Regions from separate parts of the Homo sapiens genome. Here region 2 is linked to region 1. A link is an interaction called in ENCODE POLR2A ChIA-PET data of the cell type or tissue named here. Cell type or tissue: OCI-LY7. All regions are shown on one strand. Each heading gives the region's core, and the rest is flanking DNA. Links, peaks and the distances in the headings are about the cores only.

Region 1 (5,385 bases), core at 84-5,083:
CCAACCCATGTATACTAGACAGAATTTACTAATTCTTCCCACTCAATCCAGGAGCTGTTGGGAAGACAGTAAGGGTTTTACATCTTTTTGAATGGTATCGAGGGATGACAGAGAGTCTATGGACAAGCTGTGCAGAAGTGACTGTGTCCTTTCTCTTCCTTCATTCATCAATTATTACTGTGTGCCCAACATGTGCCAGGCCCTTCTCCAGGCACAGGAGATACAGCTGGGGGAAACGATGCCTCCTGCCCTCTCAGTTTATATTCTAGAGGCAGGGGAGACAATTAAAAAGATAAATAAGTCCAAATAAAGTGTTTAAACGTTGAAGAGAAAAATTCAGCAAGGAAGAGGCATTGGGAATGTGGGAGCGGGGAGCTTAAATACTGATGTGTACAGGAGGATCATACAGCAAAAAGAAATTTGAATAAAGACCTAAAGGGGCAGGGTGTGGTGGCTCATGCCTGTAATCCCAGCACTTTGGGAGGCCAAGGCAGGTGGATCACTTGAGGTGAGGAGTTTGAGACCAGCCTGACCAACATGGTGAAACCCCCCATCTCTACTAAAAATGCAAAAATTAGCCTGGCATGGTGGCACGCACCGGTAGTCCCAGCTATTCGGGAGGCTGAGGCAGGAGAACCGCTTGAACCCAGAAGGCAGAAGTTGCAGTGAGCTGAGATACTACCACTGCGCTCCAGCCTGGGTGATGGAAGGAGACTCTGTCTCAAAAAACAAACAAACAAAAAAGACCTAAAGGCTGTGAGGGAGCAAATCACATGGATAGAGGAAAAAAACAAAAACATCCAGGTTAAAAAAAAAAAAAAAACGAGCCAAGGTCCTGAAGTGGGGCAAGCCCAGTAAGTCCAAATTCAGCCAAGTGGCCACGGTGATTGGAAGCCCTGAGCAAAAACAACAGAAGGAGGTACAAAACCAGTATGGTGGCAGCAGCTGGTGAATCATACATAACTCATTATAGGAACCTAGGTTTTTACTTTTGTTAGACAGGGTCTGGCTCTGTTGCTCAGGATGGAATGTAGTGGCACAATCTTAGCTTTACTGCAACCTGAGACTCCTGGGCACAAGAGAACCTTTCACTTCAACCTTCTGAGTACCTGGGACTACAGACGCAGGCTACCACGCCAGGATAATTTTTTTTTTTTTTTTTTTAGTAGAGATGGGGTCTCACTCTGTTGCACAGGCTGGTCTCAAACTTCTGACCTCAAGGGATCCTCTCACCCTGGCCTCTCAAAGTGTTGGGATTATACGCAAGAACCACTGTGCCTGGCCAAGTCCTATGTTTTTACTCTCAAATGGGAAGCCATCAAAAACGGTTTGAGAAGAGGGGTGACATGGCCTGATTTACCTGTTAAGAGGATCATTCTGTCTGCTGTGTTGAGAATAGACAGCAAGCTGCCAGTTAGAAGAACAGTATAATATTGTAGGTGGGAGATAACGGTGGCTAATAACAGAGCAGGAGCAAGAGAGGTGGGGAGGTGTGGTCATATTCTGGATATTTTTTATGGGTAGAGCCAATAAGATTTCTTAATGGATTATGAAGAGAGAAATCAAGGATAACCCCCAAATGTTATAACTGGGCGAATGAAGTTGCCATTCAACAAGCAAGAAAAGACTTAGAAGGAGCTGGATGAGAGAGAAGGGTTGGAAAATGAGGACCAGGTATTTAGCTACGTCAGTCTGGAATTGAAGAGAGAGATCCAAGCTGGCTTTGGGAGGCTGAGGCAGGAGGATTCCTTGAGGCCAGGAGTTCAAGCCTGCAGTGAGCTGTGATCGCTCCACTGTACTCCAGTCTGGACAACAGAGCTAGACCCTGTCTCAAAAAAAAAAAAAAAAAGAAAAGAAAAGAAAATTCAGAATCATAAGAATATAGAATGAATTTAAAGCCATTTGTAAGGAGCTGTAAAGCAAGGATGGGATAAACACCTAAAACAGACTTTGATCGAGTAGAGCAGAGGAGAGCAGGGGAAAAGAACACAGAAATGGAAAGCAATGGGTAATGATGGTTCCTGCAAGGGACTTCAGGGTCAAGCATGCCAAGCACAGCACACTGTGACAGGAAACTGGCCATGGGGGCAGGGCTGTGAAGGCAGATGAGCAATTCTGCCTCCTCTGTGCTCACCAGTGTGCCCCGATGATCTCACTTTACTGGTTCTTACACCTCGACCTACCCTCCACAGTCAAGGGACATTTGCTTCATTATTTAATTCTAACTTAATCTTTCTATTAAAAAGATAATAATTTTCTAAAGGGTTTACTATATTTTAAAAATGTGAAGAAAGCTTAGAAAGGAAATGTTTATCTACCCATTTCATATGGAAATAAAATTTCATGCTTAAATTGCCATTTGGTTGTGCTTGTTAGGAATCCCTAACATCCCTAAGGATTTATTAAAGCAGGATCTTCGAGGGGGTCTATCCTCAGTTATCATAACTCATGACCTGTGACATGGGGTGAAACTTGGGGCTTTGGGGGCTTTTTTGCCTGTGCCTGGTCTTTGCTAGCTTTCCCCTTCCTACCCTCAGGAACTCAGTTTTTGGCCCTTTTCCCTTTTCATCCTGTACACACACTCTCTCTGGGAACTCCAACACTCCATATAACCACCACTTATCTGCTGAGGCTCCTCATTTTGCCATTTCTCAGCACAAAGCTCATGAAAACAATGCTTCACCAGTTATCTCCCTTGTGTCACAGGCATCTCAGAAGCCACACATCCCAAACCATTCATTTTTCTCCAGACATCCTCTTCCTTATCCAGAATTCCCTCTCCCACAAGCTTCACCATCACTTATGAAGTCTCCAGAGCCAAAAACCTAGGAGTGACCCTAGACTCTTTCACTCTCCCCACTTCAACCTAGCATCCAGTTAGACTTGTTAATTCTACAATTTAAATATTACTTTCTCCCCTACGCCATTTCTGCAATTCCTGCATACTTTTTTTTTTTTTTTTTTTTGAGATGGAGTCTTCTTTCATCCAGGCTGGAGTGCAGTGGCGCGATCTTGGCTCACTGCAACCTCTGCCTCCCAGATTCAAGTGATTCTTGTGCCTCAGCCTCCTGAGTAGCTGGGGTTACAGGTACACACCACCACACCCAACTAATTTTTTTATTTTTAGTAGAGATGGAGTTGTGCCATGTTGGCCAGGCTAGTCTGGAACTCCTGACCTCAAGTGATCCACCTGCCTCAGCCTCCCCAAGTGCTGGGATTACAGATGTGGAACACCATGCCCAGCCCTCCTATATACTCTTATAATTCCATATATCCAAAGATTTAGCAATTATTTACTTGTATGTCTGTGTCACCTGTTAGACTGTGAATTCTTTGAGGGAGATTAGTGAATCTTATTGTGTAGAGGTGAACTAACTAATGCCAGATTTCTGCAGGGTGAGACCAGTTGGTAAAGATGAGGGTATAGACATCAGTGGCTGCAGCAAGAGGCACTGTAGAAGGGGCAGATATTTGTAACAGTAAAAAGCCTTGCAAAGTTGATGTTGGATGATGCCCCCTAGAATTGTGTGTATGTAGCCTGCACAATCGCATGCAGAGGTCCTGATTAAATATTCCTGAATCTGTGAATGAGAATTTACTGAATGCCTGATATCTGGTGGGAGATAAAGTATCAATCACAGTTCTTCTGTCCTCCAGGAGCTTCCATGTAGTTGGAGAGAAGAGGTGGATGCACAATACGTGACAGTGTAGAATTGTTTGATTTTCATAGTGTAGGCTGTGTCCTGGAAGATAAAAATCAATGAGATTAGAAATGAAAGGCTTCTTGCAGGAAGTAAACCTAAGAGGGGCTCAAAAACTGGTAAAATCCAGTAAAAAGGAAGACAAAAAGGAAATAAATACATGGATTTAGAAGTGTGTTCACAGGACAGTCAAGAGTCTGGCCTGACCAACAGAGAGGTCTCATGCTGTGGGATAGCAGGACAGAAAGTAGGGCAGGTAAAAGACAGAAAAATTAGGCAGAGCATGAATGTGCAAAACGATGAGTCATTGATTTAAGCAAACTGGAATTAAAATTTGACCCTATCCTCTACATAAGGCTGATATTTCTTTTGGCTCAGTTGGATTTCCTTAGGTCTTCTTCCACAAGAAGCACCAAGATATGGATCTAGTAGTCTGCAAAAGTAAAGGAAGTTAGAGGGCGTGCCTGATGTCAGCCAATGGAAACACACCAGCTGATTAAGGAGGGGCATTATTTCACTTAAAAAGGGGCTCTTGCTTCTCTCTAAGGACTCAAAGGCTGATCAATTCAATGAGAAAGACAACATTGAAAGGACTTGAGTGGTGGGTAACCAGAACTAGAACTCCACAGGAGAACATCAATTGTAGTCTTTACAAATATGTGTTTAACTACAGAAAGAGTGCTTAAAGGACAGTCCAAAGAAACATCTTTGTGTATGAGTGTGAAGGAAACAGAAGATATCAGTTAAAGAAAGGACAAGAAAGGAAATGAAAAAGAGGTGTGAGATTTGTCAACCTTTTCCCTAAGCGCCCTTTCCAGTTCTCAGTGAGTGCAATATAATAACTACCCAACATGACAAAAAAACTCATCATGAAACTTCAGCCAGTGGCAAAGCAGAATGAGCAATTTCATAGAACACAACCAACAACTGACATGAGGTCTGCAACAGAACTACAAAAGGAAGACAAGTTAACTGTTAAACCTCCAACAGTTATGTTCTGCTGGGTTAGGAACAACAAAATTTAGAGGCCACATAGTCTTACATTTTATCCCAAGATGTAAATGTTTTCCTTCTATAAGCTTGCTTAGAAATTGAACACACCAAACTATAGAAGATTTTTTCCTGTAATTTGTTGTGCATTATCAGCTATTTACGTAATTACTCTAATTAAGCTAGTTACAGCAGTTCCTGTAAATATGTGAAAGATCACTGAAACATGTAATTATGTCCTTATATCATTAATTAAACTGTATCAGCTGGGAAAATTACTATAACTATGTCTGGAGGTGTCATTAGTCTGTGTAATGGAGACATAGAATTCTTTATTGAACTATAATAAAGTGTTCTGCATTAATAATACATTTAAAACACCACTTGTGATTTTTTAAAGTTCCAGATCTCAGCATAAAAGAAATATGTATCTTTTACTCCACAATGATTTGAAAAACGGACGCAGGTTTTAGGCTTTTTTTATTACCAACTTGGGTAGAAGGCAAGTTGACAAGTGGGCCCAGTTCCCTAGTGGCCATTCTTGGCATTGCAGCAGGAGCGGCAGCATCAAGCCCTGGGCTCTTCCTCCTGGAAGAGGCTCAGCCAAAGCTCATGCTGGGAGAACTTCCCTGCTTCCCATGCTGAACCCGCCCCAACTGTTCCCTCCTAGGTTCTCATGCACCCACGAACCAAC
Region 2 (5,385 bases), core at 269-5,268, 130 kb before region 1:
AGATAGGGAGACAGAAAATTAGATCTTTAGTTTAGAAAACTTATTCTGGCCGAAATAAACTGAAAAGTCAAGAAACCAGTTAGATGTTTAGGTAATTCTGCTAAAAGCTAATGGCCTTTAAGAGGAAAAGTAACAGTAAATAAAATAATGAAAACAAAAGTAACAATAAAGATGTAACAATAAAGAGGAAAAGTAACAATAAAGAAGAAAATAATAAAGAGGAAAAATAACAATAAAGAGTAGTGGGCCAAAAAATGTACAGTTGATTCTCATTATTCACAGGTTCTACATTTGTGAATTCACCTAATCACAATTTACTTGTAATCCCAAAATCACTACTCACTTTTGCAATCACTTGTGGACATGTGCAGAGCAGCGAAAAATTTGAGTCATCCAACATGCAATTTCACAGAAGGTGACGTCGGCCTTTTTGATACAGCTCTCATACTGTAAACAAATGTCCTTTTCATGGTCTACTTAGTGTCGCATTTTTTCCAGTTTTGTACTTTTTGTTGGTAATTTTGTACTTTTTGTTGGTAATTTTTAAAATGGCCTGTAAGTGTAGTGCTTAGTATTCTAAACACAAGAAGGCTAGGATGTGCCTAACAAATAAAAGATATTAGATAAGGCATGACTTCCAGTGCTGTGGGCCATGAGTTCGGTGTTAATGAATCCATGCTATACACATCCATTAAATAAGGTGTCTTTAAATAGAGACACATATAAAACAATGTTATGTATTCACTGATTGATGAAAATGTTATGAGAGGCTCACAGGAACCTACCTCTGTATTTCTTGTAGGAGCAATGGTTCAGTATTCATTAATTCAGTGTTCGTAGTGACTATAAAACATAACTACTGCAAATAACAAGAGTCGACTATATATGTATGCATATTATGTGCACACACACATACATTTACTTATTTATAAGGTGGGAATAACAGGAATGGTAATCAATTATGAGTAGCAGGTGAAGAGAGATGAACCAAGGATGATACTAGATTCCTGATTTTGGTTAACTAGATGGTGACAGTAATAACAAAGACGGGAAACAGAAGAGAAGGTGGCACCTTGGATGAGGAAGACAAAGGTGTCAGCTTTGAAGGGTATAATATGCCACACTGCAATAAAGATAATCATGTGCTGAAGTGTGCATATATCCTCCTCCCCTTTGACGTAAGAATCATATCTTTGTTCATCTTGGGTTATATCCTGCAACTAAACTGCTTTCCTTCACTCATCCAATATAAATTAGGCATGTCAATGTCGGAAATAAATACGCATTTTATCAGTTTTGTTTTTTCTTTTTTTTTTTTTTGAGATGGGGTCTCACCACACTGCCCAGGCTGAACCTGAACTCCTGGACTCAAGTGATAATCCCCCTGCCTCAGCCTCCCAAACAGCTCAGACTACAGGTACATGCCACCATACCCAGCTTATCATTTCCTTTGCCTTGCACTGTCATCTCTGCAATTACATCACCAATATTCATCACAACCTATACTTAAAGAGTGTTTCTATGTGAGTCCTAAAAAGTAAAAGAATATATAAAATTTTACCCCATGGAAGGCAAGAATTCTAAATGCTAAATACCTTAAAATAAAATTTTCACAACCAGGTAGTTTGTTTTTTAATTTGTTTATAGAAATAAAACAGTACTTTCAGCATAAATGAGTAAAAGACCATTCAGAAATATCAAGTTTATATAGAAAATCCTAATGGATAGATTGTATGTTTTTACATTTGATTTAGGAAAATCTCAGAATTTTAATTTCTTTCAATGTAGCTTTTACAAAATATATATATTCAAAATGTGACAAATTTTTTACAATCTAAAAATTAAAATTGTATAACTGCATAAGCTGAGCTTTATGTCATTATAAATATATAGGTAAAGGAAAACTAGTATAGAAATTCATATTAATCCCTCCCTGTCTAGTCCACATTTATATATAATCTGTTTATATATAAAACAATTTCTAAACTATTATAAAACTGACTTTATAACCAAATATATACCTGCATGAACACAAAAAACATGTTGATACACAGTACTTTCTCAACATACAATGTATACTTGTTTATTTGCAATGGTCCACATACAGATTCAGGGTCAATTTAAAAAGGTAAATAATCATATGAGAACTCATTATTCTTCTCTATAACCGTATTTTATCTTCAGTGGTTCCTTTTACTTACAAAAAATGAGCACCTTATTAGTTTTATCCCTGGTATGACAATTAGTTACATGACCTCCCACTGAGTACTAAAAACTAAATATAAAACACTGACTATAGTTATTAATACATATGAGAAGAAAAAGAGTAAAAGACAAGTTTAAGAAAGACAGATTCAAAGCTAAAAGGAGAAAAAGAGGTTAAAATGCCAGTTTAGTAACTAGGAAAAAGGAAAAGTTTTAAAAAGTGCTCTGTACAGAAATGAAACCCTGGTTCTTGGCAATTTATTGCAAGAAGAATCATATCCAAAAGAGCCACCTAAAGACTTTAGAATGCAAAAGGACAAAACATCCATCCATGAACAACATCAGATCTTTTAAGAAACCAAAAAGAGTGAAGAGCAAAAATTGTTTATAATGTATTTTATATCATTTAGAATATAATTACAATATTATTTCTATTTCTAAAGTAAATTATTAATGCCCTTGATCATAATGCAAATAAAAACAGCTTTGCATCTTAAAATTTACAGCTGAACTGGAAAATAAAGTCAACTAAAACACGTAGCATACCTGAGCTACTAAGACAGCAATCAATAAACAGCAGCTGGTACAGAATATACACTTAGTGCCAACAATCATCACAAGGAGTGTATTCATGAATAAGCAGACACTTGGCTTTTTACCAAGGATCGATGGCCAAGGGTGGAAGGTGGAAAGGTCTGCTCAGTTCCACCTTCGCAGTCTCAAAGAGACTGTGACATTCCCTTAGTCAACAGGGCAAGTACTTGTCATGTACATGCCTGACAGACCAGCAGCCAAGCCAAGGAAAATAGGAAGCCTGGAAACCTATTTAAGGTATTGTTGCCTTCTCTTACCACCCTATAATATCTAATTTTTTCCCCACCAAAAGAATCTCATACCTAGTAGTTACAACCCTAATCAGCCAACAAATGGAGACCTAGTTCACCCTAGAAGGTCTACTATATGGTTTTAAAAGTATTGCATTTCCACTTGAAAATTACTTTGTTATAAAAGAAGGTAACACAATAGTGCTGCTATTCAACTACAGTGTAGATTACATAAGTATTTGGGGATTCATGTGCAATGTGGACCACTTGTGCAGCACCTAACCTATCAGTAATTATCATCAGTTACAAACTCTTATAATTCAATTAATTCACTCCTAAGTTGGAGACTGCTAATATATACATCTAGTTCAGTCATATACTAATTCAAAGTTACTAAAATGTTTGATCAAGGTTCAAGACCAGAAAAACAATCTCAACCACTGGGATAACTCAAATTTTAAAATCATTCACAAAATATAGCTTGTGATTTAAATGATGTCCTAAGCATTAGTATTATGGTGCACTGATACATTCAATTAAAAACAAAAACCTGAAGACAACACAAGAAATCAAGAAGTGTTTGGTTTAAAAAAAAAAAAGACATAATGCCATCTTAACTTTTCCCATCAAAATACTGAATATAAAAACATGACACAGATTAAAATTTTAGAATGTCATTCTGAAAATAAACAGAAACAAAAGTAATACAAAAAATTATCAAATGCACAGTAAAGTAGCTGCCAGAGAAAAAATATTTACTAGGAAAAGACCAGCCTTTTCATTTTCATTAAAAAAAATATTTGGCCAGGCGTGGTGGCTCACACTTGTAATCCCAGCACTTCGGGAGGCCGAGGTGGGCGGATCATCTGAGGTCAGGAGTTTGAGATCAGCCTGGCCAACGTGGTGAAACCCCGTCTGTACTAAAAATACAAAAATTAGCCAGGTGTGGTGACACGCACCTGTAATCCCAGCTACTCGGGGGGCTGACACAGGAGAATCGCTTGAACCCGAGAGGCGGAGGTTGCAGTGAGCCGAGATCATGCCACTGCACTCCAGCCTGGGGAACAGAGTGAGACTCTGTCTCAAAAAAACTAATAAAATAACATTTTAGATACTACTGTATTATATTTTTCCAAGGAATACTAATAATATCTCCATCATTTTATGCAAAGGGCCATTAATTCCTAAGTAGCATTTTTCCTTGGTATTCCTGATTTCTAGAAATTATTCATTCAAGTTGGTCAGATGTTATTCTTGGCATTGATAACTCATTCTACTGATTCCTCCCTTTAAGGCAATGGTTCTCGAACAGAAATACACATTTTGGGGAATAATTTTGAAAATACACATTCCCAAATGCCATTCCACAGAGACTGCTTCAGCATATATGGAGTGAAGCCACAGTATCTGTGTTCTGAAGTAATTCCTCCAGTGATTCTGATTGCTAGTTGAGAACCACTGCTTTAAGGGATGAATTACATAATTATTCTACTGATTAGAAAAGCTTCTATTGATCCTGCATTGCTGAAACTTTGTCACTGTGGGGCACACAACTGTCAGTAGCAAAAAGGAAAACTCCACATTCCATTACTTATTGTAAAGAACAAGTTAGGCCGGGCGTGGTGGCTCACACCTATAATCCCTGCACTTTGGGAGGCCTAGGCGGTGGATCACAAGCTCAAGAGATCAAGACTATCCTGGCCAACATGGTGAAACCCCGTCTCTACTAAAAATACAAAAATCAGCTGGGCGTGGTGACATGCACCTGTAGTCCCAGCTACTCAGGAGGCTGAGTCAGGAGAATCACTTGAACCCGGGAGGCGGAGGCTGCAGTGAGCGTCACTGCACTCCAGCCTGGCGACAGAGAGAGACTCCATCTTAAAAAAAATAATAAGAACAGGCCGGGTGCAGTGGCTCACGCCTGTAATCTCAGCACTTTGGGAGGCCAAGGCGGGCGGATCATGAGGTCAGGAGATTGAGACCATCCTGGCCAACACGGTGAAACCCCATCTCTACTAAAAAAAATACAAAAAAGAAAAAAATTAGCCGGGTGTGGTGGTGGGCACCAGTAGTCCCAGCTACTCTGGAGGCTGAGGCAGGAGAATGGCGTGAACCTGGGAGGCGGAGCTTGCAGTGAGCAGAGATCGCGCCACTGCACTCCAGCCTAGGCAACAGAGCGAGACTCTGTCTCAAAAAAAAAAAAAAAAAAAAAAAAAAAAAAAAAAAAAAAAGCAGCAGCAGCAGCAGAAGCTAAAGAGATCTGGTAAAATTCTCCATTCAAAGAACATGCAACCATACTTGAAAACACTTTTTATATATTTATTTTAAAGTGTATACTTAGGACAAATGGTTTTTA

What was found. ChIA-PET counts read pairs that join two places held together with the same protein. Peaks named below come from ENCODE experiments on the same cell type or tissue, not always from the same donor. Only the 100,000 strongest peaks of a DNase experiment are listed, where the experiment ranks them.
Region 2: POLR2A ChIA-PET joins it to region 1 with 5 read pairs; 2 of 35 experiments call an interaction of 5 or more read pairs at or near these places.

What each region holds. Positions count from the first base shown.
Region 1 is chr6:135,157,629-135,163,013 of GRCh38, forward strand. No RefSeq gene overlaps it. Among named protein-coding and RNA genes, the nearest start is that of MYB, 21 kb to the right of the region's middle. In OCI-LY7, for the core only: no CTCF peak of the experiment used is centred there; a DNase peak (open chromatin) is centred at 2,073.
Region 2 is chr6:135,030,531-135,035,915 of GRCh38, forward strand. All of the region lies in intron 4 of HBS1L (HBS1 like translational GTPase), which reads right to left. Among named protein-coding and RNA genes, the nearest start is that of HBS1L, 22 kb to the right of the region's middle. In OCI-LY7, for the core only: no CTCF peak of the experiment used is centred there; no DNase peak of the experiment used is centred there.